Regions from separate parts of the Mus musculus genome. Here all the other regions are linked to region 1. A link is a loop called in an ENCODE intact Hi-C map of the cell type or tissue named here. Cell type or tissue: heart. All regions are shown on one strand. Each heading gives the region's core, and the rest is flanking DNA. Links, peaks and the distances in the headings are about the cores only. Region 1 overlaps Cmtm6 (CKLF-like MARVEL transmembrane domain containing 6). Region 2 overlaps Cmtm8 (CKLF-like MARVEL transmembrane domain containing 8). Region 3 has its middle 35 kb from the start of Gm30448. Region 4 has its middle 22 kb from the start of Osbpl10.

What was found. A loop is a pair of places that touch in the nucleus more often than their neighbours do. Peaks named below come from ENCODE experiments on the same cell type or tissue, not always from the same donor. Only the 100,000 strongest peaks of a DNase experiment are listed, where the experiment ranks them.
Region 2: it touches region 1 in a loop (8-fold over the local background); 7 of 42 quality-filtered maps call a loop at or near these places.
Region 3: it touches region 1 in a loop (2.8-fold over the local background); 4 of 42 quality-filtered maps call a loop at or near these places.
Region 4: it touches region 1 in a loop (8-fold over the local background); 4 of 42 quality-filtered maps call a loop at or near these places.

The regions. Positions count from the first base shown.
Region 1 is chr9:114,747,275-114,754,649 of GRCm38, reverse strand. Cmtm6 (CKLF-like MARVEL transmembrane domain containing 6) reads right to left here. Exons shown (of 4, transcript NM_026036.3): 4 at 5,307-7,375. Among named protein-coding and RNA genes, the nearest start is that of Gm9888, 17 kb to the left of the region's middle. In heart, for the core only: a CTCF peak has its summit at 1,691 (motif pointing left); a DNase peak (open chromatin) is centred at 1,579; H3K4me3 peaks cover 981 bases; H3K27ac peaks cover 574 bases.
Region 2 is chr9:114,812,307-114,819,681 of GRCm38, reverse strand. All of the region lies in intron 1 of Cmtm8 (CKLF-like MARVEL transmembrane domain containing 8), which reads left to right. Among named protein-coding and RNA genes, the nearest start is that of Gm23889, 22 kb to the left of the region's middle. In heart, for the core only: a CTCF peak has its summit at 4,195 (motif pointing right); no DNase peak of the experiment used is centred there; H3K27ac peaks cover 535 bases.
Region 3 is chr9:114,884,670-114,892,044 of GRCm38, reverse strand. No RefSeq gene overlaps it. Among named protein-coding and RNA genes, the nearest start is that of Gm30448, 35 kb to the right of the region's middle. In heart, for the core only: a CTCF peak has its summit at 4,121 (motif pointing right); no DNase peak of the experiment used is centred there.
Region 4 is chr9:114,952,850-114,960,224 of GRCm38, reverse strand. No RefSeq gene overlaps it. Among named protein-coding and RNA genes, the nearest start is that of Osbpl10, 22 kb to the left of the region's middle. In heart, for the core only: a CTCF peak has its summit at 3,033 (motif pointing right); no DNase peak of the experiment used is centred there.

The DNA of each region.
Region 1 (7,375 bases), core at 142-2,641:
TAAGTAAATGTCATTTGTGTTATTAGTTGTGGATATTTGCCGATTCCCTGTTCTATAGAATAGACTTTCAAGAATGAACTGAATTGAAGAGATTTTTCCCTTTTTTTTAAAGATTTATTTATTTATTTTATGTATATGAGTATGCTGTAGCTGTCTTCAGACACACCAGAAGAGGGCATCAGATCTATATTGCAGATGGTTGTGAGCTACTTTGTGGTTGCTGGGAATTGAACTCAAGACCTCTGGAAGAGCAGTCAGTGCTCTTAACTGCTACACCATCTCTCCAGCCTGAAAAGATTTTTTTTTTTTTGCTATTAAAAAATAAATTTAATTCACTTAATAGAGTGCTCATCCAGCATGCAAAACATGCCCTCAGTGAAGAAGCCTGTGGTGGTCCGTTCATAATAACAAGGCAGAAGTGGAGACAGGAGGATCGGAATTCAACCAAGGGCAGGCCAGGATAGACCAACCTTTACTAAAAACAAAAAGGTAAGTGTTGTGTAACTCCTGCATTCTGGAGGCTGAGGCAGGAAGATGCTAAGTCTGAAGCTAGCATAGCTACACGTAGGGAGACCTTGTCTCAAAAAAAATAAAATAAATAAAAAAGTAAAAATGTAAAAATCATTTTAAGGTATCTTTTGTTGTTTTGGTTTTGGTCTTTTTGAAACAGGGTTTCTCTGTAGCCTTGGCTGTTTTGAAACTAGCTCTGTAGACCAGGCTAGCCTTAAATTCTGTGATCCACTTGCCTCTGCCTCCCAAGTGCTGGGATTAAACAAAACAAACAAGCAAAAAACCCAAAAATTTAAGCCACCACGATCCCAAAAAAGTGAGTTCCAGAACTAACACAGAGAGACTATATATATATATATATACATATATACATATACACATATGTATATATATGTGTATATATATATATTAATAATAGTTGAACATTTTTTTAAAAGTTTGTAAGAAACCGGTATGAAAGATGCTTCTAACCTTACAATGGCCTGGGTGACCAGCTCCAAGAGGCTTCCCCTCAGAAAATACTCACTACCTCCTGGGAAGGTGAGGACAGTCAGTAGGTTCCTAAGATTTTACTGTCTTCTTATGTATCTAGAAAAACTGCAAAAATAAAAAATATCCTCATGCGCGCGCACACACACACACACACACACACACACACACACAACCGATTGGCTACCACCTGAGGATGATCGCTGTCCGGATCAGTCAGGGTTCTCTAAACTGCGGCAGATCCTGCCTTCTGGGCGCTTCGCTTCGGAGGTGGCAGCTGGCCCAGGGCTGCCAGCTGCTCACTGATGCCAGCTGCCCCAGTGACCCAGAAAATTGGAAATCTGGGCCTTCTAGCTAAGCATCTCCCAATCTGGAAACGTTGCCAACGAAACCTAGAAACGAAGCTGAAACCAAACAAGCCCTGTCTGGGGGCACACCCGGCCGGCTCGCCCACTGGCAAGTGACCCCGCGCGTGTCCTGGCGGTAAAGCGGGGAAGTCCTGCTGAGGCCCGCAGGGCTGCCAGCTGTTTCCTCTGCGGCCTCGCCAGGCGGAAGCCTCCCTCCCCTGCCGCAGTTGTGCATGCCTGCAGCAGCCTCTCCTCCCAACCGCGCTCTACTTCCTAGTTGCAGAAACTCCACCCTTAGGTGGAGGCCACCGACTTGCGCCCACTCGTGCAGCGCGCGCCCCCTGGCGACCAGAGGAACGCACTGCCACTCCTGCCCGGCCAGAGCAGAGGCTGAGGTTCTGACGTAGAGCAGAGATGTGCACACTTCTGTGGACGCACAGATTAGTCATAGTCTTCCATTCAGGGCACACAATAACCACTGGCCCACGCCTGGCCGTCCCCTTCCTACCTTCAGATTAGCTTTCCCCTTAATTTCTCGAGAGAGATAGCTCTCTCTCAAGCACGCGCACACACACAGGATTTATTAGAGTGGCTTGCAGGGGACACAGGCTTGCCCAGATACTTTGGTTCTCGTAGATTGCAGATGTGGCCGAGTTGACAACCAAGATTAGCCATCACATGATGCTTATCGTCTCTTGCGCCCATCTTTCTCTTTCCACCATCACTTCCGGAACCACCGATCACCACACAGTTGCTTTTCTTATGTTAGTTCTACTCTAGAGCACATGAGTTCATATGTCAGCAGGGGACATCCCCGTGTAGCCTTGGTGGCTTTATTTGCCTGTCACCCTACTGGCCTCAAGCCACACCTTCTCTCCCACATCCTTAATTTATTTTAAAGATAGGGTCTCAGTGGAGATAAAGGCACAGTCCTTTAATCCCAACACTCGGGAGTCGGGAGACAGAGGAAGGTGGATCTCTGTGAGTGCAAGGCCAGCTTGGTCTACAAAGTGAGTTCCAGGACAGCCAGGAATATAGGGTCAAACTCTGTCTCAAAAAAGAAAAAAAATAGGGTCTTACTCTGTACCTATGTACCCCAGGCTGCCCTGGAACTCATAATGATCCTCCTGTCTCAGCCTCTCAGTCTGGGATTATAAGTGTACACCACTGTGTTGGGCATCTCCTTATTTTTAAAACATTTATTATTTTTATTTTATGTGTTTGAGTGTTTTGCTTGCATGCATGTGTGCAAACATGCACACATGGTACCTACAGAGGCCAGGTTAGGGTGTCAACTCCCCTAGAGCTGAAGTGACAGATAGTTGTGAGCCACCACGTAGGTTATATAACATGTCTGTTATTCCAACACTGGGAGGTGGAAGCAGAAAGATCAGAAGTTCCCTGCTGAGAGAGGCGGGAGGAAGAACAACAAAAAATACAAATACAAAATGTTGAGGACTGTATAAACATTTTATTTTATACACGAGTGCTCTATCTGCATGTACACCTGCATGCCAGAAGAGGGCATCAGATCCCATTATAGATGATTGTGAGCCACCTTGTGTGGTTGCTGGGAATTGAACTCAGGACCTCTGGAAGAGTAGACAATGCTCCTAACCATTGAGCCATCTCTCCAGCCCCCCACAAAAATTTGTTTAAAGGGCTGGTGAATATGTTCAGCAAAAAAAAGGCATTTGCTGAGTTGGATCCTGGGTCTCCCTCATGGTGGACAAAGAGCCCTGCCTCCCACAAGTCTGACTTCTAACAGGCACTGTAACATGCACATACACAGACATATAGGAACATTAAAAATAAGTTGGGGTGCCGGGCGGTGGTGGCGCACGCCTTTAATCCCAGCACTTGGGAGGCAGAGGCAGGCAGATTTCTGAGTTCGAAGCCAGCCTGGTCTACAAAGTGAATTCCAGGACAGCCAGGGCTATACAGGGAAACCCTGTCTCGAAAATAAATAAATAAATAAGTAAATAAGTAAATAAATAAATAAATAAATAAATAAGTTGGGGTAATGAGAATCCTTGCTGCCTTTTACAGCTGCCTTTATTTTAAAAAGTTTCTGTGATGCATATTACTTATAGAACTATAATTTAGCCTAAAAAAAAAAAAAAGACATCTCAGAGCGGTCAAGACTACAATTGTGTGTTCACACACGTTCATGTGTGCAGTACACATGTGTGAACATGCATAAGCACATGGGTGTGTAGACCAGAAGAAACCAGAGTTTCCTGGGAGCCAGATCTCATCAGCCTGGAGCTCACCAGGCAGGCCACACTGGCTGGTCAAAAACCCCAGGCAGCCACCTATCTCTGCCTCCCCATTGCAACATATGCAACCACACCTGGCTCTAGGTAGGTTCTGGGGTTCAAACTCAAGTCTTTGCAACTTTGCAAGCATTGTCTGGACCATTTCCCAGACCATAATAAGTGCTTTATAAACTGGGGGCTGGTTGGGCTTTTTGGTTTGGGCAGTTCAAGGCAGTTTCTCTGTATAGCCCTGGCTTTGCTGTCTAAGCCAGGCTGGCCTTGAACTCACAGAGATCCACCTGCCTCTGCCTCCCAAATACTGGGATCAATGGTGTCTGCCACCATTGCCTGGTGTAATCAGTGCATCCAACATTGTCTTCAGTCTCACATGATGATCCCGTTCCTCTGTTAGCAAAACCAACTTTGATAGGTAGAGGGCAGCTTTAAATCCAGGTATTTTCATACTGGTGTGTGCGTGTGTGGCGTGGGGACGGGGGTCTAGATTATGTTACTCTAGTCACAGTGCATTAATCACAGTCAGCAAGCGCAACCTTGAACTCACCTGCAAAATGAGTCAAACCCACTAAGGGCTCATGGGGAACTCTGGAGAATCAACAACCCTTCCTCACCTCTGGACAGTCCTGTGACTGTAAAGTCTCAACTCTGTGGACAGAAGTCTCAGCAGAAAATGGGTGGGCATTAGCGATCCCCCTGCCCCAGCCTCACAGGCCGCCCGCCACCAGGAATGCTTTACTGTCGGCATTCCCTGCTTTAGGTCTTCTGCTCTTTGCAGCTGGCTGCATATTGATACAATGTTTTTTATCAACAAAAAACAAACAAACAAAAAACCTGAAGAATGTACAAATCCCAGTGAATTTCTGAGGACTAACTATAAAGATCCTGTTATTCTCTAGGGACTGGAGGCAGGAATTTTACAAACTCCACAAATAGTTCTGCTTTAGCACAACGACGCCCTGGCTCTGCTTCGCACTGTCCAGTGATTGAGCTGTCCCAAACAGATGCCTCTATCTGTCCACAGCACAGGAGCCACATCTAGGGTGTTAAGCAGAGTCCAAAACTTCATTCTTACAATGATTTAGGTGGAGGTGACATGCAGCTGTGACCCCAGAATCTGGGAAGCAAGTACAGATGGACCTGGAGGTCAGTGTCATCCTCATCGACAGAGTGAGTTTGGAGCCAGCCTGGGCTACATGAGACCCTGTGTCAGAACAGAAGGGAAAGGAGAGAGAGGCGAAAGGAAGAGGAAAGAAAAGGGGGGGAGGGATTTAAAACCACCCGATGTCTAGTATTCTTCTATAATTCATGCCATGGGATTCCCTAAAAAGTATATTTTTGTTTTCATTTATTTATTTGGCTGACCTGGAACTCACTCTGTAGCCCAGGCTGGCCTTAAACTTACACAGATCTGCCTCCACCACAGCTAGCTCTTACAGTATTTTCCCTGCTATGTAAACCAGGTTGGCTTTAAGCTGGTGACCTTCCTGCTTCAGCCCTAAGTGATGGCATTGGAGACTCCTGTGCTGCCACAGCCGACAAACATGATGTTTAAGTCCGAATCCCACTCTCCAGAAGACAGCCCGTGTATTGGACACGTACAGACATGGGGACAGCTAACCCCTCAAGTGAGGGCCTCATCTAAATAAGTCTGTAATTAATGAACAACTGTGAAGGCACAAACACTGGAATTAAGAGGATTTATTTTAAAAGATTATAAAAGTTGATATTAAGAGTGATTAAAAAAAAGACCCACAGGCTTTAAATCAACAAATACAAAAGTGATCAGATATAAGCAACGTAGAAATACACTTCTCAGTCCCCACATAGAGCATAATTTAAGTATAGTAATTATAAAAGTCTTGTGCAATAAGTATATTTCCCTTCTTAGTCTTAAAAACCATTCTAAACAATTTGTATAAATTACAGCAACTCAAGTCTGCCACAGCTACTAAAAAAGACATTGTCCTTTCTGTGCTGACAGTCTCTGGTCCCAGCTCTTCTGGAGGGTGTGTGTTGCCACAGTCTTTAACCCCATCTCCCTCCATAGAATGCAAAAGCCAACCAGTCACAGGTTCCCTCAAAAGAGAAAATTCTAAGAGTGGCCACAGACACAAGTGACCAAATTATCTTCCTAACCGGAAAGCCTGAAGTAGCCGAGGCAGAGCCCTCAGCTGTGAGACAACTAACACACAGCAAGCAGCTGGATGCTGATGCTGAGCCGCTGCTGTGCAGAGCCAGGCAGAGTGTCTGCCAATCATGAACAAGCCAAACACAGGTAGAGAGGCACCTACTACTGAGATGCAATGTCCCCAAGGGCCTGAGAGTTAGAAACTAGTTCTCCAGGAAGGCACTATTGAGGTCAGAAACCTTTAGAGGCGGGGCCTAGTGAGGTCTTAGGTCAGAGAGGGTGTGCCCTTAAGTGACCTCAGGACCTCAAGCCACCGCCCTTCTTTCCTTGCTTCCAGATCTACAACAAACTCCCCAAGTGATGTGTTGCTGTCTAAAACAGCAGGTCTGACTAAGGGCCAAAGCCTACAAAACTGCAAGCCAAGATTAACCTTTTCCCCAACCCTTCCTCTTTTTAAGTTGATTGTCTCAGGTATTTTGTTATAGAAACAGTCAGCAGACTAATAGTTGGTAACACTAAAGTAGCTCAGATTTGCTGTTAATTCTCAATAGGTCTAAATGATATTTACAGCACAGCTTGATATAAAACTCTAAAATTGTCTGCAATAGACTGGTTACTTTTGAACTTCTCTATTCTTGGTTTCAAGAGCCTACTGTCCCCTCTCTGGAATGGCATGTCCAGTAAGGCAATGTTAAGGATCAGTTTCATGATCTCCAGAGCAGCTATGGTGACATCACCAGTATGTAAACCTTGAGGACAGCAGATCAGGCAGTGAGGCAGGGACAGGGCAGAAGCTGTGTGCCCAGATTCATCCACTTCCAAGAACTGCCACAGCCTCACTAGGAAACTGAAACCATCTCCTTCCACACACCAGGCACGCAAGACACTGGAAAGGACGGGGACTTTACAGTGAATCCCCGGAAACACGATCCATCGCACCACTCCAAAGAGAAAGCCCAGCCTGGGAAACCTTGGCCAGTGCACAGAAGGCCTGGACGTGCTGGATCTCGCTCAAGCTCTAGGAAGAAGGCAAGAAGGGAAGAAGGGTCCCCCGGGTCGGAAGGGCGCCCAGTGGTTCTAAGACAGCCCTCCAGCAGCAAGCGATCCTTCCAGAGTCCCAGGAGGCCTGCGGCCTCCCCACACCACCAGCAGTACTCACTAGCAGGGCTTCAGGGGTTTACATCTTCAAGACCTCTCCCCTGGAGAGAAAGAAACCCAAGCAGAGGCCTGTGGGAGGGAACACGGACCTGACACCTCTGCCTCAGACTCCTGGTGAGAAGGGACACACCTCTGGATGGCCTGGAGACGGCTGACAATGGGAAGAGAACAGAGAGGAAGAGCGAGCACTGGCCTTCACAGACGGCACACGGCAGGGCACGGGACCATTCTAGAGAAAGTCAGGAAGGAGAATCTGGCGGGCCAGAGATCCCAGCCTAGGCTCTGCAGAGAAGCCTGCGGAGCTGTGCTCGCTTGAGCAGAAACCATCTGCCCGGAGGGAGACCCACAAGTCTCTAGTTTGACGCCATCAACCCTGTTTGCACGGGTGAACACAGCACCGACCCTCACATCTCTGCCGAGTTGCAAAGGCCTAGCCATGTGATTACACCCGCGGTGCGGGACAGTCT
Region 2 (7,375 bases), core at 2,912-5,411, 62 kb before region 1:
CCTTTAATCCCAGCACTCAGGGGCCAAAGGAATGTGGATCTCTGTGAGTTCGAGACCAGCCTGGTCTACAGAGTGAGTTCCAGGACAGCCAGAGCTACACAAAGAAATCCTATCCCCCCAAACACAAAACAAATAGACGAACAGATAAAGAAATACAGTCCACATCCTACCAGTTCTGTATGGGGATACATGGTGTGTGTGTGTGTGTGTGTGTGTGTGTGTGCGCACGCGTGCGCGTGCGCGTGTGTGTGTGTTTAGGTGGGATAGGTTGTTTGATAGGTTAAATGTGAAGGCCAGCTATGGATGACTGGTGTTGGAAGGCAAGCCTTCAGAGCCAACACACCTTGCTGGTGTTTCCCAATCTATGGTCTGTGTTTGCATTTTCAAGGATTATTAACAACAAATTTCTTATATTAGTTTAATGCTGTAAGCAAATTCTGGACATCTGAATTGGCCTGCAGCCTGCCATTATTTCAGAGCAGGCACCTGTGTTTGTGTTTACAGTCACCTTGGTAGTGAACTGTAGTGCTTTGCCATGGGCTCGTGACATTGGAACAAAGACTGATTATCTAAGTACCCAGCTAGGCCATGGGTAGGTCAGTCATGCCACAGACCAAAAAGGGCTGGCAGTGGGCAGCTGTGCTAGCAGTGGGAGAATGGCATAAGCAATGGGAGTCGGCGTTTTGGGGGTTGCTAGATGACATGGGCATTGTTTGGATAAACCTAAAGGACTCTGCCTGGCTGTTAGCAGTAGCATCTTTGCCTTGTACATAACGGTTTAGCGTCATAAAAGTAAGTAAAGTTGTTGGTTTGAAATTCGTTGGCTTACGGTTTTGTGTCTAATTTGAAATTTTGATTCTATATGTATGTGTGTGAATGAGTGTATGTGTGTAAGTGTGTTTGTGTGAGCATGTGTTTGAGTGTTTGTGTGTGCAAATGAGTGAGCGTATGCATGTGTGTGTTTGAATGTCTGTGTGTGTGTGTGTTTGTTGTGTGATTGTGTGTTTGTATGTGTGTGTGTATTTGTTGTGTGATTGTGTGTTTGTATGTGTGTGTTTGTTGTGTGATTGTGTGTTTGTATGTGTGTGTAAGTGTGTGTGAGCGTGTGTTTGAATGTTTATGTGTGCAAATGAGTGAGTGTGTATGCATGTGTTTGTGTGTATTTGAATGTCTGTGTGTGTGTGTTTGTTGTCTGATTATGTGTTTGTATGTGTGTGAGTGTGTGTGTGTGTGTGTGTATTTCCTTGTGAGGGTCAGAGATTGACACAGGGACATACATCTTCTTCATTGCTTTTCTGCCTTGTATTTCCCCAGATTTTTTTATTTTATTTTATTTTATTTTATTTTATTTTTTTTGGTCTGACAGTTTCATACATTTAGTGAGTAGAGTTTAGCCATTTTTGCCCCCATGTCTTTTGGAACCCCCTCCTTCTCCCACTGTCACTCCTCTGTTGTTTTTTTTTTTTTAACCTTCTTTTTGTGTGTGGCAGCTGACCTACCCTATCTCCTGAAATAGGATCTCTGCTGAACCTGGAGGTCCCCGTTTTGATTCAGCTGGCTGGTTAGGGAGTTCCATTCTAAGAGTCCACCTCTCTCTATGCCCTGATGCTAGGGTGCAGGCACCTGATGCTGCACCCAACCTTTTTAATGTGGGTGCTAGGGATCTAACCCAGGTCCCTGTGCTTAGAGAACAAGCATGCTGCCCACTGAGCCACCTTCCTGGTCCCCTACTTTTAGACTCTTTTTTTCTTCTGGATGTTCCAAAACTCAGCCATACTGTGGGCTGCTTTAAGAATTGTTTTGAACCAAATGTGGCCGCACATGCCTTGAATCCCAGTACTCCAGAGGCAGAGGCAGAGGCAGAAGGGTATCTGTGAATCTGAGGCCAGCCTTGTCTACATATCAAGTTCCAGGTCGGCCAGAGCTACGCAGAGAGAGCCTAATTCAAAACAATACAAATGAGTTGCTTTGACTTTAGGCCCATGAAGTAATCATTCATGATTGAGCAGTACTGAAAGAGACTGTCAGGTTTGTCCCTGATCCTAGCTCTTCCTACATGTATCCAGATGAGGAAAAGGAGCCAAGAGAGAAGCACACGGTGAGGTTCTACATAGTTGGATACACAACACAGGCTCCTGAATTCTACTAGAGACCCTCACCTGTGTTCCACATTACCACTGTGTTGTGTGTCTTTCCCAAATTAAACTCAGTTTTCAAATAGGCCTTGACTAGTTAATGTGTCACATGTCAAATGATCAAAGCATGATAAAAACGCGTGGTAACTGCCCCCACTTCTATTAACCCTGCACCACACACATGATGTGAGAGGCTTTATTGATCCGTCTATATGTGGGCTGGATAAGCCTCAGATGAGGCTTTCTTGCACATTGGGGGGCACCTAACAGTATTCCTGAACTCCACATATCAGATGTCAGTAGCACACCCCCGACGAGTCATGACAGTAAGAAGCTCGTCCAGGCATTACCAAAGGCCCCAGTGGGGGCAAAGTCACCTCCAGTTGAGAAATCCTTTATGCAAATAGAAACACATGTGACCGTCTGATTTTATTTTCAGCCCTGCCTATAATGGAAAAACAACAGCCTATACACACATCTTTTTTATTTATCATATGCACAGGGTGTGTGTGTGTGTGTGTGTGTGTGTGTGTGTGTGTGTGTGTGTATATTTCACAAACTACTTTTAAAGGTTTGTTTATTTATTTTATGTATATGAGTATACTGTCACTGTCTTCAGACACACCAGAAGAGGGCATCTGATTCCCATTATAGATGGGTTGCGAGCCACCATGTGGTTGTTGGGAATTGAACTAAGGACCTCTGGAAGAGCAGTCAGTGCTCTTAACCACTGAGCCATTTCTCCAGCCTCCCACAAACTACTTAATATATGAAAATAATATATCAAAATATATTTTGTTCATTTTTTGTTTTTTTGTTGTTGTTTGTTTTGTTTTGTTTTGTTTTGTTTTTCTCTGTGTAGCCTGGAACTCACTCTGTAGACCAGGCTGGTCTCAAACTCAGAAATCCGCCTGCCTCTGCCTCCCAAGTGCTGGGATCAAAGGCATGCGCCACCATGCCCGGTTTATATTTTGTTCTTATGTGAGTGGGTCTCCTGTTCTCTCTGGACCATATACCCTTCTTCTGTGCTTCAAATAACACACAGGAAGTCCCTCCCATCAGACTTCTCCAGCAGTCTGTCATATATGCCAATTTTACTTCCCAGAGTTGGGCTGATCGTTCATCCCTTCTATGAGTAGACCGGTCTCTCTGACCTAGCGGTACATCTGTAAAGCATGAACACTGCCAGACTGCAGATGGGTAGTCAGTGCGTACAACAAGCCATGCGTACTTCACGTGGCCATCCAGATCTTGGTTTTCTGTTTGCTTGTTTGTTTAAGTTTTATTTATCTGGTGATTTTCTGTGTATGGGTGTTTACCTACAGGTATGTCTGGTGGCCACAGAGGTAGAAGAGAGCACTGTGTCTCCTGGGACTGGAGTTATAGATGAACTGTGAACTGCCATGTGCGTGCTGGGTATTCTTAACCACTGAGTCAACTCTCCAGCCCTGTAATTTAGATCTGAAGTGCCCCCCATAGAATCATGTGATAACTGTCTAGTCCTCAGATTCGCTCTGTTGGGGCATGGCCGAGCCTTTAGGAAGTGGGTCCTGCAGGAAGTCTTTAAGTCATTGGTGGCCTAGTGGATTTGGAAGTCTGTTCCCCTCTTCCGCTCTGTTTTGACTCCCAGCTATAAGGCGAATGATTTTCTTCTTGTGTGTACATTTGTCCTGATGTCTCGCCTCCTCACAGTCCCGTGGTCTCGGGTAGTTGTCACTGTACAGACTGCTGGCTAGCAGACATGTCAGATGTGGCTATGTCCACTGGGAAAAAATCATCTGGGACCCGTTGTCCTGTGTTGGGTTTGGGCTTCTCTTTTCCAGTCCCATGACAGTCTGCTTCTGGAAAATCTTGCCTGCCAGCCTGAAAGGCTGTGTGAGTGCTGACCTCCGGTATTCTCTGGTGCCTTGGAAAAGGTGCCTGTGTAAATGTTGGTGTTCTTACCAGAGCCAGAGGGATCAGGGTTGGGGCCTCCTGCCCTTGCTACACAGACTTAGTTGGGAAAGACAACCTCAAACAAAGCAAGGTCAGGTGGTTCAGAGGGTGACAGTACTTAGCCTGGCCAATAGAGGGCACTAGAGTCCTCCTCCCCAATGTCCATACTGTAATTATTTTAATAAGTGGTTCTAAACACTTTTCCCCACAGCTCCCGCCTCGTGTGTTTTTGTGCTTTTTCTGGCCGATTTATGAGCAAAACACTGAACAAGGAAGACAAACCTTCCTAAGAAAAAGATAGATGATGATGATGAGTGTGTGTGTGTATGTGTGTGTGTGTGTGTATCCGTGGAGGCCAGACAGGGTGACAAGTGTCCCGCCATACCACTGTCCCCTTAATTCCTTTGAGCCTCCTGTTTCTGTCCCCCTTCCCCAGTCTCTGTGCGGCACTTAGAGACATGCCCACAGCCACAGCTGGCTTTTTATGTGGGAGCTCTGAGGATTTGAACCTTCTTCCACTCTTCCCACTGAGCCATCTCCCCAGAGCCCCATCCTTACCCTTTTTGACCAGGCCATTCTCATCGTTGAATCAGCTTCTGTGACCTTGTAGACACAGTGAGAGCTGCCCCGCTCCTCCCCCCAGAGGATGTGTGGTGGGTGTCAGCCCCTTTCACCTCTGGGGTGAGCATTCTGGCTGGCCTGCCTGTTGGAATCCCAGCAGTGACCTCATAGCACAACCATTGAAAAGAAAAAAGAAAATAGTGTTTCTTCTGCTGTTCCCTCGCCTGCCTTGAGGACTTGGCTATTGGCTTGTGGTCGTCAAACGGGGAAGCCCTTACACCTCAGGGGCACTTGGCAGTTAAAAGTAAGACCTTGTATGTGAAATGGTACAGTGTGTGTAGGGGAAGGATTTGGAAAATGCCTTGGGAATTAATTCAGATGAGAGTGCACATACCTATAACTCTAGCACTTGGAAGGCAGAGGCAGAAGGGTCAGGAGCTCCAGGCCAGCCTCATTTACTTAGAGTCTGAGGTCAGGCGGAGCCTCAGAGTGAGACTCTATTTTTAAAAAAATCAAGTGAACTGACTGACGAGAAACTTGAGGGTGGAGGTGATGCGGGAGGCTTGTCTCTTCTAGCAGGTTGGGAGGTGATGCGGGGGATTAATTCCTCCAGCAGGGTGGGAGGTGATGCAGGATACTGACTCCTCAGGTAGGTTGCGTGGTCATTAACAGCTCACAGAATTCCAGCCCAAGTCCTGTAATCTAGCCAAAATGGTTGTATATGTGTGTAAAGATCTAATGTAGAGATGCTGGGCTGGGAGAGATGGCTTGACCGTTACGAGCACTGGCTGCCCTTCCAGAGGACCCTGGTTCAGGTCCCAGCACCCACATGGCAGCTGGCAACCATCTGTAACAGCAGTTCCAGGGCTGCATAAATGAGGGGCACAGACTCGAGTGCAGGTAAGACATCCATATGTATAAAACAAGAATAAATCTTTTAAAATTACAAAGCAAAACACACATAAAAAACATGTGTGGCTGGAGAGATGGCTCAGCGATTAAGAGTACTGGCTCTTCTTCCAGAGGTCCTGAGTTCTATCCCCAGCAACCACATGGTGTCTCAGAAACCATCCGTAATGAGATCTGATGCCCTCTTCTAGTATGTCTAAATACTGCTACAGTATATTTTCATATAATAATAATTTTTTTAAAAAATGTAATTTTTTCTGAAGTATTTTCAGTCTCTTAAAAAAAAAAAAAAAAAAAAAAAAGCCGGGTGTGGTGGCGCATGCCTTTAATCCCAGTGCTCGGGAGGCAGAGGCAGGTGGATTTCTGAGTTCAAGGCCAGCCTAGTCTACAGAAATAGTTCTAGGGCAGCCAGGGTTACACAGAGAAACTGTCACAAAACAAAACAAAATTCCTTTTTCTTTTAGTGAACCTGGTATTCCCTCCATTCAACTTCTGTTAATTAAATTAAAGGTGTCCTAGCCAAGTGTAGGCGCTTGGGAAGTTGTGGCAAGAAACTTAAGAGCTGAGGTTAACCTGGGCCTCAGATCAGCAGAGTGGCTCATGCTTTAATCCCAGCACTATGTAGACCAGGATAGCCCCGAACTCAAAGACCCTCCTGCCCTCTGGCTTGGCATGGCTGGTAGTCATGGCTTCCTGGGGAGTGGAGACCTCTCCTAGTGAGATTTTTCAATATTCTCTTGAGAGCATTAGTGCTAAAAATTTGCAAGCTTTTCTTCAATGTGTGCTTAGGGCTCGTTTAGTGTGTGCATAAACATTTTGAGATCCCCAGTGTCTTAGTCAGGGTTTCTATTCCTGCACAATCATCATGACCAAGAAGCAAGTTGGGGAGGAAAGGGTTTATTCAGCTTACACTTCCACATTGCTGTTGATCACCAAAGGATGTCAGGACTGGAACTTAAGCAGGTCAGGAAGCAGGAGCTGATGCAGAGGCCATGGAGGGATGTTCTTTACTGGCTTGCTTCCCCTGGCTCGCTCAGCCTGCTCTCTTATAGAATCAAGACAACCAGCTCAGAAATGGTCCCACCCACAAGGGGCCTTTCTCCCTTGATCACTAATTCAGAAAATGTCTTACAGCTGGATCTCATGGAGGCATTTCCTCAACTGAAGCTCCTTTCTCTGTGATAACCCCAGCTGTGTCAAGTTGACACAAAACTAGCCAGTACATCCAGTGCAGCCAGGCTTCAGTATCAGTGTAGTGTGGCATCAGAGTTGATGTATGTCTGGTGGGCCTGACCTGACACATGTCTCAGTTGTGTTTCTGTGTCTAAATACAACATAGCCAAGGACTTAGCCTCAGATTTGAGACAAGAAACATCATTTATCTGGGGCTTATTCTTTGTTCCCGCGAGGTGGTACATTTCGGAACCTCCTGGTTTGGTTAGATTGCCGCAGCATCGAATGTGTATATAGTTGTTTGTTCTCCCTCACCTTCAGTTTTGGTTGGCTGAGTTTTGGCTTTGCAGTGCACCTGTGAGGTAAGTCTTCTGCCACTGAGCTACGCTCCCAGGTCGCCAATGTTTTCGAAATTGGAAACCTAAACAACCCTTGAGAAAATGGAAAAAAACAATACAAAGTCCTTTATGTAATTGTTTTGTTGGAGACAGAGACTCCCTATGTGCCCCAGGCTGCCTGGTTGGTCTGGCCTGGCTACCTTCCTCTGCCTCCTGAAGGCGTGCTCCTCAGTTAATGTACTCTCTATCCCTTTCTGTGAAAATGTGGGTTATTTTAAATTTCCATAGATTTTTTTTTACACTTATTTGTGCGTGTGAGTGTGT
Region 3 (7,375 bases), core at 2,999-5,498, 130 kb before region 1:
AGTGAGACCTTGTCTCAAAACAACTTGAATTTAATTTAAAATACACACATACACAGACACACACACACACACACACACACACACACACGGTTGAGAAATGGCTCATTGGTTAAAAGCACTGGCTGCTTGCTCTCCCAGAGGACCTGGGTTCAATTCCCAGCACCCACATGACGGGTCACTACTGTCTTGACTGCAATTCCAGGCTTCTGCATGCAAGTGTTATATAACATACATTGAGACAAAACATACATGAAATCATTTAAAAATTAAAAAAATAACAAATATAAAATAAAACGGAGAGGGACATATTTGGTTTTTGCATGCCAGTCATTGCTGGCTCAAGCCACACTTTCCGGCTGTGGTGTTACAAGGCGCCTCTAAAGCCCAGCCATGTCCCCCTGACTTTGAGAGCCAGTGACTACGAAGAATCAAAGGCACAGAGGTCACTGAAATCCATACCAGGGAAGGCGCTCTCAGGTGTCCCGTGGCCTCTCGGGTTCCTGCCAGCAGCACCTGCTGACTGGACGCTCACTTGGTCTAGATCTCTCTTATGGGGCCAAGGCATCCAGCTTTATTTTCCAGACGCCGAGTGTTAATTCTCCTGTGTTTGTGGCACCCGCTGACTCCTCAATCTGAGGTCTGTTCCTATTGCCTCAAGCGGGTTCTGTGCAATCCAAGACCCTCGGTTACCTGGCAGCTCACAGCCCTCTCCAGGGGCTGAGCTCTGACCAGTGGCAGCCAGCCAGGCCTTCTCATTGGTAGGCAGCACACTCGACTGTGTGTCCATGCATATGCCTGTCTGTGTGCCTGAGGGGGCAGAGGTTAAGGTCAGTGTCTTCCTCTACCTCTCTGTACCTTGTTTTTCATTTATTATTATTATTATCATTATTATTATTATTGCATGACGTGTTTGTGTGTGATTTGAGATGTTTAGGAGTCGGTCCTCTCCTTCCATGTTGGGCTCCAGGGTTTGAGCTTGGGCTGTCAGGTTTGTGTGGCGATTGCTCTTACCTGCTGGAGCCATCTCCCCAGCCTCTATTTTTAAGACCTGGCATCTCACTGAACCTAGAGCTCTCTGATTGGCTAGGCTGCCTGGCCAGTGAGCACCTGCCTCTCCGTGTAAATAATGTAGGAACAGCCACCAAAGTGGTCCCTACACATGTGCTGGGGCTCTGCCCTCGGGTCCTCATGCTTGCTCAGAAAGCACTTTACCCCCAACCACCTCTCCAGCCCCTGCTTTTAATTTCTGTTAAAGACTCTTGCCTGGGCCGGGGATGTAGCTTAGTTGGTGAAGTGTATCCAGCATGCTTGAAGCCCTCATTCCATCCCCAACACTGCACAAACCCAGCTGTCATGGAGTAATCACAACAATCGGGAGGGAGAGGCTACAGGAGATCCTGTCTCAAAACAAACAGTAATAAATGCCTTTGCTTAGCGTTCTGCCCTCCCTTCTGATCCCATTCAGGTCCGTGTGCTTGCTCATACAAATCACAGACTGCCAGCCTCTGCCACGGGTCCTTGCCTGCTCCTCTACCCTCCCCTCTAATGGCTTTAAACCAGTCCATTCTTCCTAATTAAAACGCTAATAAACAATTCAGTTCTCTCGTCTGATATCCCTGTTTCCTGGAGGTAGGAGTCCACACACCATGGGCTGTGATATTTCCACAGAAGCCTTCCTTCTGTAGCAAGCTTGTCTCCTGTTTAGAACAACTGAACTCAGTTTTTTGGAAGAGCTCTGATCTCTCTACAAACTCTGCATGTTGCTGAGTGGGCTCAGCTGACAAGGACTGGGTATGACTGTGGTCTTCTTCAATCACAACAAACATACTTGCTAAAGAGTTTGTTCTTGGCCGTTTCGACAGTTCAGAGAGCTGACTGCCGCTATATGTTGTGGTTTCTACAACAGCACTTTCTTAGACAAGAGACTCTGTGTGTGTGTGTGTGTGTGTGTGTGTGTGTGTGTGTGTGTGTGTGTGTGAGATCTTTAGTTAATTTGACCATTCTAGGTTTCCATGTCAGCCTGTCCATCTATCTGTCTGTCTTTCCCCTCTCTCCCATCTGCTATGTCAACTCAATTCAAAGCTTCTTACTCCTTCTTTTAAAAACAACAGAGCCGGGCAGTGGTGCTGCAGGCCTTTAATCCCAGCACTTGGGAGGCAGAGGCAGGCAGATTTCTGAGTTCGAGGCCAGCCTGGTCTAGAGAGTGAGTTCCAGGAAAGCCAGGGCTACACAGAGAAACCCCCCCCCCACAAAAAAAAAAAAAAACCTACCACCAACAAAAAACCCCAAAGAACATAAAGTCAACAACAGAAGCAGAGTTTGACATAGCCCAGGCTGGCCCTGAAATCTCTCTATACCCGAGGATGCTAGGATTACAGAACAAAATACCATATCCTGCCTAAGGGGGCAGGGGGTGCACATGCACTCACATGCACACACAGTTTTGATTTATTTATTTTCATTTTACGTGTATGTGTTTGCCTTGAATCGAGAGCCTCTGGAAGAGTAGCCAGTGCTTTTAACTGCTGACCCATCTCTCCAGTCTGATATATCTATATATACTGGTTTTTCAAGCAGAGCTTTTCTGTGTAGCTCTGGCTATCCTGAAAGTCACCCTATAGACTAGGCTGGCCTCAAACTCCCAGTGAGTGCCCTGCCTCTGACTCCTGACTGATGCAATTAAAGATTTAAAGCTATTTTAGATTTATTTATTTTATGTTATGTGTATAAGCATTTTGCCTGCATGTACATATCCACACTGTGTGCACCTAGTGGTGGAGGAGGGCACAAGGGTGTCGCTCCCCGAACTGAAGTTCTAAATGGTTGCCAACCACCATGTGGGTGCTGAGGATAAACCCTGGTCCCCAGCAAGAGCAACGGCTGCTATTATCTCCTGACCACACCTCAAGGGTGAGTATGTTTTAAGATTTATTTCTTTATTATGTATACAGCGATCTGCCTGCATGTATGCCTGCAGGCCAGAAGAGGGCACCAGATCTCATTAGAGATGGTTATGAGCCACCATGTGATCGCTGGGAATGAACTCAGTGCTCTTAACCTCTGAGACATCTCTCAAGGGTGTATTTTTTAAAGCAGCCAATAAATGTAACCAAATTCCTACCAGTCAAATGCAAGCAACCACTTTCCTATCCACATACCTAGCATGGAACTATGGTGGAAAAATAACATTTTGTCCAGTTGATAAGTGAAAGTCGTATCTTAATTTTTTTTATTTTTATTCTTTGGCTTTTTTTGGAGACAGGGTTTCTCTACATAGCTTTGGCCGTCCTGGAACTCACAGGCTGGACTTGAACTCACAGAGATCTGCCTGCCTCTGCCTCCCAAGTGCTGGGATAAAGACATGTGCCACCATCCCCAGCTCATTTTTTTTTTTAAGATTTATTTATTATATGTAAGTACACGGTAGCTATCTGCAGACACTCCAAAGAGGGCGCCAAATCTTGTTACAGATGGTTGTGAGCCACCATGTGGTTGCTGGGATTTGAACTCAGGACCTCCAAAAGAGCAGTCAGTGCTCTTACCTCTGAGTCATCTCTCCAGCCCCCAGCTTGATATTTTAATTTGAATTTAATTATCAGTGAGTTGGAGGTTCAAAGCTAACAGCAACTTGAAATGGGAGAGTTTCTTCCGAGTGAGACATGAGAGCCTTGAAAGGAATTGCTCATCAGATTGAAAACACGCCAGGTCATTAAAGCCAAAGGCCACAGAGTGTCTGAGGTGACTGAAGTCATGGCACAGGTGCTGAAGCCTTTCCGGCCAGCAGCCCTCCTTCCGAGTGACCCACTGTGCTCAGGATGCAGTTGGCTTCAGACGGCACGGTCCCCAAAGCTGCTGATCGGCAGAAACTGTCCCAGATTCTTGCCTTAGTGGCCTAGACTAAATACTCAGAACGTCTGTTTTCCTCCTGTGTAAAAGTTAAAGGAGGCGGGAGATGGTGCAGCCTAAGACTGGTATGTAGACGGAATGTTCATCTCTTTATACGTGTGTCTTTTTGCTTTGCTTGACTTTATAGGTATTTTTAATTAGTCTATCTTTTTATGTGCATGGGTGTTTTGCTTGCATGTATGTCTTGCAAGTATGTGTCCAGTACTCATGCAGGCCAGAAGAGGGCACTGGATCTCCTGGAACTGGAGTTCAAGACAGTCACCATATGGCTGCTAGGAATCAAATCTGGTGGCTTCTAGAAGAACAGCTAGTGCTCATAGTTAGGCTCTGAGCCATCTTTCCAGCCCCTCCTTTTGTTTTGTTCTGGCTGGCTGGTTGCTTGGTTTGGTTTGGTTTTGTTGGTTTTTGTTTGTTTGTTTGTTTTGGTGGGTTGGTTTTTAAGATAGTATCTCACTCTATAAACCTGTCTGGCATAGAACTTATGTACCCCAGGCTGGCCTCAAATTCTCCTGCCCCAGCTTTCTCAGACCTGGAATTAAAGGTGTATGCTACCCTGCCAGGTGGTAAGACCCTGGTTAAAGACACCACACCCTTTGGGTGCAAGGCATTGAGAAATCAAGGTGCACCAGTCTTGGATAGTACATCCCTGCTGGTTAGCATACATAGTGCCAGAAGATGCTATGTAGGCCCCTGGGGGATAGAAAGTTATCAGTGGGTCTTACTCCTCAGTGGACTCTGTAATACAATACCGAACTGTCAGGCAAGATGTACCTACAGGTGCCAAAGCTATTACAGGGCAACCAATTGTTTACTTTTCCTCTACTGTTTTTAGACAGGGTTTTTCTATTTAGTTCTGGTTGTCCTGGAACTCACTATGTAGACCAGGCTGGCCTTAAACTCATAAAGATCCACCTGCCTCAGCCTCCAGAGTGCAGGGAGTAAAGGTGGGTGCCACCACACCCAGCTCCTTTTTATTTGTATTAATTTGAGATTCTATTTGCTTTTGTGTGTCTGAGTGTTTTATGAATGTGTATCCTTGCATCACAAGCATGCAGTGCCCGCGTAATCCAAAGAGAACACTGTATCCCCTGGACCTGAAATTACAGACTGGTGAGGTACCATGTGGGTGTTAGGAATTGAGCCTGGGTCCTCTGGAAGAGCAGCCGGGCTCTTACTTGTCGACACATCTCTCTATCCCCTGCCCCCCCCCATCCTTAAAAAAAAGTAATGATAATAAAATAAAATGAATAAATAACAGTTATGAAGGCTAGGCATGGGGGCACACAGCTTTAATTCCAGCACTCAAGAGGCAGAGGCAGATGGGTCTGTGAGCTTGAGGTCAGCCTGGTCCACAAAGCTCTGAGGATGTGGAGGCAGGAAAAGGGGGGTTCCAGGTTACTTAGATACAAACTTAGAGCAAGTTTGAATACAGCCTGGGCTACAGGAGACCATGTCTTAAGAATGAAACAAAATGAATACACAAATAAAGACATGAGATTTGAATTAGGAAATCTAGAATGCACACGGGGGCAGGACAGCAGTCTGTAAATCATCTTTGCTCTGTCTGTGCAGTACTCTTTCACCCTTCCCTCTCAGCCTCTGCTCCTCCCACCGCTGGCCTGCGATACATTGTAACTCGTCCAGCAGAGCCTAAGCTTCCTCAGGAGTGGCTGTCAGGCTCGGCTCCTTTTTCTCACAATGGTCCAATCAGCTGGAGGAGGAGCCAACACAAACTGGAAGGCTGGTGGGGGGGGGGGGGGCACAATGGCAGCTCTCACACCTGTGCACACATCTGGATCACCTAACAGGTTTTTGTTTTTAAAGCGCTCACAAGAAGCTGGGTCTCTCCTCAACAGTGGCTGGTTTTAGGATTTGGGAATGAGCAGGAGTTTTACTTGTGACAACTTGTGCCGTCTTCCCTCTCACAGGTAGGGTCACCTGCAGCTTGCTGCCTGTGGCGTCCTGGGAATGGCCAGCAGGTGTGGGCAGCCAGCTTGCCCAGGGAGTATCAGTTACCAGCCAGGGAAAGGAAAACAGGCTTTTCTTGTTCTTGGTTTTGAGTGTGCACTGTTGTTTGTCTTTTCCACAAACCTCAAAGAATCTGCAAGTTAGAAGAGACCTTGGCAGAGAGACCTGACATGCTGCATTCGTCAGCAAATGTGAATGAGACAGCCCATTCACTGGCTTGGCCTCAAAGCCCCAAAGCCCCATAGTGCTCAAGGGAAATCCATTCGTTCAGACAGGGGGCTGGTTACACTACAAAAACTCGTGTATGCACACACACACACACCACATACCAATACATATACACACACCACATACATAACACACACTCTCACATATACCATACATACACCATATACACCGCACCACACTACATATATACACACACCACATACACTCACACACCACGCTCACACATAGATACCACACATTCAACACCACACATACCACATATACTCACACACATAACACACACATTCACACTCCCACATACATCATACACACACCATTCACAGATACTACATCACACACACAGTCACTCATACATACCACACATTCACACACTACATACATACACACCACATATACTCACACACATAATACACACATTCACACTCTCACATACACCATACACACACCATACACTGATACAACATCACACACACAATCACTCATACATACCACACATTCACACACTACACACACACACTGTATACACACACTGTACACACACACAGACACACACACACACACCACAATCCCACTCTGCAGCTATTGATATGTATACTCTGGAGAGTTCTCATGAATGAAATCAAACAGCACTTGTACATGCGTGTAGAAGACAGAGGCAGGCATGGGGTGTCCCTGCTATATTGTAGCCCCACCTCATTCCTTTGAGACAGAATTCTGTTTTAGGGACATTCTCTGAACCTGGGGCTAGGATGGCAGACAGCAAGCCCCAGGGTCCTTCTGTATCTTCCCCCCTCCAGGACTGGGGTTCAGATATGTGCAGCCTTGCCCAGCTTCTTATATGGCTGCTGAGCCATCTCCCCCATCCCTTTTTGTTTTCTTTTGAGACAGGTTATCTCTACATCCCTGGCTAGGTAGATATGAAAACCTGGCTGGCCTCAAACTCCCGCCTGCCTCTGCCTTCCGAGTGCTGGATTAAACCCATGTGCCACCACGCCTAGATGATCGTTTTATTCTATTGGGTCAACCTCCCGCCACCTCTTCATCTCCTTATCTGTTTCCCTTCCAAACTTCTCCCCATCAGTACCCGCCGCAGTACAGAATTCCTTAAGTATAAACTCACCCTATGAGTTTTAGAGAACTGTTTAATGGATGAACATAAGCAAGATACATACAACCGGCATCCGAGTTTTAGCTGCACGGGGAACACTTTGGTTCTCTGGGGTTGCTATGGCTTCTGGTCGTGTGACCCAAGGAGTAACATGATTTAAAGTAT
Region 4 (7,375 bases), core at 2,047-4,546, 200 kb before region 1:
TGTCTGTCGGCTTGTTTACTTTTTGAAACAGGTTTCTCTATGTAGCCCTGACTGTCCTGGAACTCCCTATGTAGACCAGGTGGCCTGGAACTCAGAGATCTGCCTGCCTCTGCCTCCCAAGTACTGGGATTAAAGGTGTGCACCACCAAGTTGGCTGTCTTACTGTCCTTACAGAGAGCCTGAGTTCCATTCCCAGCACCCATCAGGTGGCTCACAACCACATGTACCCCCAGCTCCAGAGGGATCCGAAACCATATTCTGGTCTCCCAGGGCACCTGGACTCATGTGTGCAGACACACAAACATACACATATATTTAAAAACGTAGCTTTTAAAAACCTGATAGAACACGTATACTTTGTATCAGGTACCAGATGACCAAGAGCCAAAAGCTCAGTAGCTGTTCTTGGGCCCTGAAGACACTCAGCAGTTAATGAGATCATGCTGAGCCCAACACAGGCTATGTTGTAGACCAGAAAAAAAAATGCATTAGGATTTCTGCAGCTGTGGGAAAACTGAGTTAATTACATTCCCCAGTTCATGGCATGAGCTGTCATCTGTCTGCTTCATCCTGTCCCATTTAATGGCAACTCCTTCTCCCCTCTCCCTCTAGGATACTTTGGTATCCTTGTAAAAACCTACAGAAGTGAGCTGGGCACTGTGATGTGTGTTTGTGACCCCAGCACTTGGAAAGCAGAGGCAAAAGAATCATGGTGAGTTCAAGGCCGACCTGGGCTACGTGAGGCTGTCCCAGAACCCTCGGGGCTGGGGAGGGGGTGGTGTAGTTCAGTAATTAGGTGCTTGCCTAGTATACATAAGGCCTCTGGGTCTAATCCCTGGCACAGTATAAACTGGGTGTGGTTGTTCCTGCCTGTAATCCTAGCCTTGGAAAGTGCAGGCCGAAGAGTCAGAAATCCAAGGTCATTTGCCCAGATCATTGGTCTATACCCATATCAGTGAGGGATGGCCTTGATTGCTGTAGGAAGGCCCAGTCCACTGTGGGCAGCATCATCCCTAGGCAGGTGGGCATGGACTACATAAGAAAGCTATCAGAGCACGGGCCAGCGAGCAAGCTAAAGAGCAAACCAACAAACTTGCATTCCTCCATGGGTTCTGCTTGAAGTTTCTGCTTAAGCTCCTGTCTGGACTTTCTTTCAGTGATGAACTGTGACCTGGAAGTGTAAGCCAGATAAACCTCTTTCTCTAAGTAGGTTTTGGAATCACAGCAAGAGAAGGAAACTAGACACGCACCCACACACCAAAAGAAAGAAAAAAGGAAAGAAACAGGGAAGGGAGGGAGGGAGGAAGGAAGGAAGGAAGGAAGGAAGGAAGGAAGGAAGGAAGGAAGGAAGGATGCAAGAGTCAAATAAAGAAAACCCTCTGTACTGCTGTACTTCCCTGTGCTTCATAACCTCCGGGCTTGTGAATGACACCACGATCTCTGTTCAGTTTTGTGCTGTTCCCCAGACAAGAGCAATGAAGCCTATTGAGCCACGCAAAGAGATCTTTCATCCAGCAAGATCAATAAACTCCTAGATTCTAATAGTTTGTTTATTGATTCTATTGGTTTTTCCATACAGTTTATATCACTGAAAAATAATGACAATTTTATCTCTGCCTTAGTCTCTTATATATCTCATTTTTCTTTTTTATGTCTTTCTGCACTAGTTAGACACATCAATATGATCGGTGTCCTGTCCCATATAATTGTTATTATCCCGCAATATTATGGGCTCTTGTCCCCATTTGTACCTCTCCCTTCTCGGTTTCTTCCTTCCACTTTATCTTTAAGATCTGTTTATTCAGTGTGTGTGTGTGAGTGTGTATGTGTGTGTCCTTGTGTTTGTGAATGAATGTGTGTGTGCCTATGTGAGTGTGTGTGTCTGTGCATGTGAGTGTATGTGCCTCTGTGTATGTCCCTGTGTGTGTGTGTGTGAGAGAGAGAGAGAATGTGTGTGTGTATGTGTGGTGTGTGCCTGTGTGTATATCCCTGTGTGTGTGAGTGAGTAAATTGTGTGTGTGTGGTGTGTGCCTGTGTGAGTGTCTGTGCCCGTGTGAGTTTGTATGCACCATATCCTCTTGAGATCACAACAGTGTTTCAAATCTCCTGAAACTGGAATTATAAGTAGCTGTGAACTACTTTGTGGGTGCTGAGAACCAAACCCAGGTCCTCTGCAAGAGCAGTAAGCACCCTTAACCATTGGATCATCCCCCCAGTTCCTCCTTATAGATACGGAAATCAGAAAACGTTCTCTGGATGGTGGTGGTGGGGTACTTACAATGGTCCAGAATTTGAACTAGTATATGCTTTCCTACAATACAGCCTGGGCTGTCTCCAACCTAATTAGGACCTAATGCCCTCTTCTGGTGTGTCTGAAGACAAATACATAAAATAAATAAATCTTTATATTGAAAAAAAAAAAGTTACAGGAGTCTGGGGTCTCACCATCCAGGCTGGTCTCAAAGTCCTGAGCACTTTCAAGCAACTGGAGCTATGGGAACATGCTAGATGTCTGTCCTCAAGCCCTTCCCACATGTGAGGCATTTTCATCCTGAAACCAGACATCAGGGAATAAATTTGGAATCTGTCCCACTGTGGTCTCACAGAAAGGATGAAAAGAGAGACAGAGACAGACATGGAAGTGGGCCATTTCTGAATGGGTAAGCGCCACTCAGGGAAGGTCTGAGTCACTATGGAGGCTGTTGCAGTTACTGCCACATTCAAACTTTAAACATCACTGTCAAATTCCCGACTAGAAGAGGTGGCACACTCCTTTAGTCCCAGCAGTCGGGAGGCAGAGGCAGGCGGATTTCTGAGTTGGAGGCCAGCCTGGTCTACAAAGTGAGTTCCAGGACAGCCAGGGCTATACAGAGAAACCCTGTCTCGAAAAATAAAAAACAAACAAATCAACAACAAAACAAAACAAAACAAAACAAAAAATCCCCACTAGAGTTCTACAAACTGACCTCCTGGCTAACCCACAGTTCAGTAGCTGGGACAGAGGCAAAGCCTGGGGTTGTTTTCCTATTCCACCACTAGGGGGTGATATATCCCATTCGATTCAATACTATGGCCACTTGGCCATCTCTAAGCTGTATCCTTAGCCCAGGACGTAATTCCAGGGATTACCAATGGTGGCACATCCTGGAGACCACTCCAAAAACAGGAGGCCTCTCATAGGTGCAGTCATAATCTATAATCTATTTGTTCAGAGAATGACGCTTCCGGGAGAAATGAGCCATGGAAAGCACTTGCACACAAGTCTCTATGACTGTGTAGACGGAAGTCATAACACACGGAGACCCGCCCTAGAAGGCTGTAGTGAGAGGAACTTGTGAGGGGAAAGATCACTGTCAAAGGTGGAGCGAGCCTCTCAGAGCTGTGTTCATACTTTCAACACCTGAGGGTCGATTGTCCCCAGGTGTAAATGACTAAATGCTGGAAGTTCATTTCCTAAAAAGATTTGGCCCAGTTCTTTAACAATCCTACCACCACAGCCAGCATTTTTATTTGGATTCTTGGGGACATATGCCTATAATTCCAACACTGAGAGACTTGGACACAGGGTCTTTCCCAGGCTAGGCTACACATTGATGTCCTGTGTCCCCTCAATAATGTGAATACATGAAAGAAATGATTAGTATCTGTCTCTTCTCAAGGACCATGGTGATTTCATACTATTCCCTGTGTTGTCTCCCCTTGATCCTGTCATCAGTAACATGAGCTGGACAGCCTTGCTCCTCCTCAGCCTGCTTTCCCGGCTTACATCCATTTCTACTAACCAGGGACACACGTGAGGCTCGGTGGTGAGACACAGTGGTGAATCTCAGTGGTGAGTCTCAGTGGTGAGACACAGTGGTGAGACACAGTGGTGAATCTCAGTGGTGAGTCTCAGTGGTGAGACACAGTGGTGAGTCTCAGTGGTGAGACACAGTGGTTTGGCTCAGTGGTGAGGCTCAGTGGTGAGTCACAGTGGTAGACACAGTGGTGAGACACAGTGGTGAGTCTCAATGGTGAGGCTCAGTGGTGAGTCTCAGTGGTGAGACACAGTGGTGAGTCTCAGTGGTGAGACACAGTGGTGAGTCTCAGTGGTGAGGCACAGTGGTGAGTCTCAGTGGTGAGACACAGTGGTGAGACACAGTGGTGAAGTTCAGTGGTGAGGCTCAGTGGTGAGTCACAGTGGTGAGACACAGTGGTGAGTCTCAGTGGTGAAGCTCAGTGGTGAGTCACAGTGGTAGACACAGTGGTGAGTCTCAGTGGTGAGACACAGTGGTGAGTCTCAGTGGTGAGTCTCAGTGGTGAGACACAGTGGTGAGACACAGTGGTGAGACACAGTGGTGAGTCTCAGTGATGAGTCTCAGTGGTGAGACACAGTGGTGAGTCTCAGTGGTGAGACACAGTGGTGAGACACAGTGGTGAGACACAGTGGTGAGTCTCAGTGGTGAGGCACAGTGGTGAGACACAGTGGTGAGTCTCAGTGGTGAGACAGTGGGTGAGTCTCAGTGGTGAGGCACAGTTGTGAGCCTTACACTGTGGCGGCCCCAGGGCCTTGAGCCAGCGGGTTCGCAGGTGAACCCGGAGATGGTGGAGGCACTGCTCTCCTGAAGCTCAGCCATTGACCACATCATCTACAAGGCAGTAATCTGGGGCGCAGGGGCTGACAGAGCTTGTCCACAAGTCTGAGGACCAAAGTCCATTCCTGACACCCTGTTCTCCGGCCTCCGCATGGGTGTGACCCTGCCAAAGCATGAAAATAGATGAATGTATTTAAAGAATACGTGAAAAGGCGGGGGTCTGGATACCCATGCACTTAGGCAAGGTTTAGCTGTTGTTTTAAGCTTTCTGTCTGTTTGATGCTTGGTTTTCGGAGACCCCGTCTATGCTGCCTGGACTTCCCCGGACCTCAGATCCTCCTGGGAGCTGGGATAACAAGGTGTCACTGTTCATGGCTCAGAGTTGGTTTTGATCAAGAATCTCCAGTTTGTCACAGCATGAGAGATTTATTTATCTTTTATCTTTAAGGCCTCAGCGGGATATAATTTAACATCAAATTCACCCACTGTGAGGCACAATCCATGCCTTTTAGCACACCTAAAGAATCCAGCAACTGTTGCCAGATTTTAAATTTTTCTATTGATTTATGGGGAGCACTCATGCCCCCGTGCATGCATATGGAGGTCAAAGGTCAACTTCCAGGAATCTATTCTTTCCACCCCATGGGCCTCAGGAACAAGTCAAGTCCTCAGGCTTGGTAGCAGGTGCCGTTACCAGCTGAGCCCTCTCACCAGTCTCTTGGCGTTTGTGTCTACTTTTTTATTTTATTACCAGTAGTCTTACTTGGTCCCCAGTTCGTTGGTTGGTTTTGGCTTTTCTGTTTTGTGTTGGGTGGGGTTTGGCCTTTTGATTTTCTTTTCAGAGAGTCCATAGTATATAGCCTAGGCCATCCCCCTGCCTCTGCCCCTTGAGTAGGACCACAAGTGCATTTCCCATGAATTTCATATGACTCTGGCCTCTGAGGTTAGAGCTGGGAGCTGCGCACACCCAAAGTAAGCTTTGAGTTCATGAATCTACATTACACCCTGTAAAGGTCCTGGGTGTGCCCACTGCAGAGTCTGCTCCGTCTGATGGAGCAAGTACTGATAAGAAGAAATTCATACAGAGTGCAGATACATCATCCTGCTCCCATAGGGCCCATCCCCCACACTCACTCCATAGGGCCCATCCCTCACACTCACTCCATAGGGTTCATCCCCCAAAGCAAATATCTTAAACAAAGCCAGAAAAACCTTTTGGAAGCACATTTTTATTTGCTAGCTAATAGGGCAGGGGGCACACTTTGGATTTTTTATGTCTCTGTAGCTGTGGGGAGACCCATGGCAATCAACATATGATTTTTAATAATAATAACAGTCGTGTTCTGTCTGAGGGCAGTAAATACTGAGAGTGCCCATTAACAGCAGCCTGCCACCCTTTCTTGAAATTGCCTTCTGGCCAGTTTCAAACACGGCTCTATTAAACCCTTAAATAAGGACAGAAGAACCGGTGTCATAAAACGGGAGTGGGGATTATGTTGAAGAGGAAGGTTGGAGGCTAAATTATAGTATCTAAATTTTCTTAAAGCAATGATAAAATTTTATGAGCAATCCATAAGTTATATGGAAAACACTTAGGCTGGATCACACCAGCGAACGGGAATGATAATCTAACATCAAATGATTCCCCTTGCTCTTTTATTTATTTATTGGCTTTTGGGGGTATTGGTTTTTAGGATTTTTGTTTGTGGGTTTGAGACAGGGTCTCACTACCTCTTGGCTGACATGGACTCACTAGGTAGACCAGGCTGGCCTGAAACTCACAGAGATCCACCTACCTCTGCCTCTTAAGTGTCAGGATTAAAGGCGTGCACCACCCAGCTTTCTTGTTTTTTTTTACAAGGCTATATCGTCTATAAACCAGACTGGCATTGAGGCCTCTATGTATGTAGTCGAGGCTAGACTTGAACTCACATTTTCCTCAAACTCTCAGTAGTCCTCCTTCCTCAACTCTGCAAATGCTGAGATTACGGGCATGCCTAGCTAATCTGATAGATTTTAACAAGGGAATGAAAGACTGACAAAAAGTAGCAAGGCACAAAAAAAAGGGAGGGCGGAGCTCGGTGAGAATTGACGCCTGGTATCTGGAAGCTGCTGACAGCAGGGGACGAGGGCTGAGGAGGGAAACAGACAGCAGGTGGGTCATTGACCCAAAGCATAATTCCAGAAAGCCCAAGAGTACAAAACAGAAACTATAAATTATTTTGCGAAAAATTATAAGTTAAATTATGTGAAGAGAAAAAAACTGAAAATAAACGAGAGGACTGAGACATAGCTGTTGGCAGAGTACTTGTCTGCCATGGATGAAGGTAAGGCTCTAAACTGGGCGTGGTGGTACACGCCTGTAATCTCAGGCAGGAGTTCCAGGCCAGCCTGAGTTACTTAAGACCCTTTTAAAAAAAAAATCACATCACACAAACAAAAACAAAACAAAAAACCACTAGCTGTGGTGAGATGGCTTGTCAATAAGAGCTGAGGCTTCTGGTTCATACAGTTCCCAGAGCCCACATGATGGTTCACAACCATCTGTAACTCCAGTTCTAGAGGATTGCTGCCCCCTTCTGGCACTTTAGGGCACTGCATGTACAAATGTGGTACAAAACATCCATACACAGAAAACAAATAAATACATCTCTTTTTGTAATAAAATAGGGGGCCAGAAGATGGCTCAGTGGGTAGACACTTTCTGCTAAGTCTGATGACCTAGGATCCACGTGGCAGAAGGAAAGAGCTGGCTTCCACAACTTGACCTGTGCATACAAGTGCTATGACCTGTGCAACCA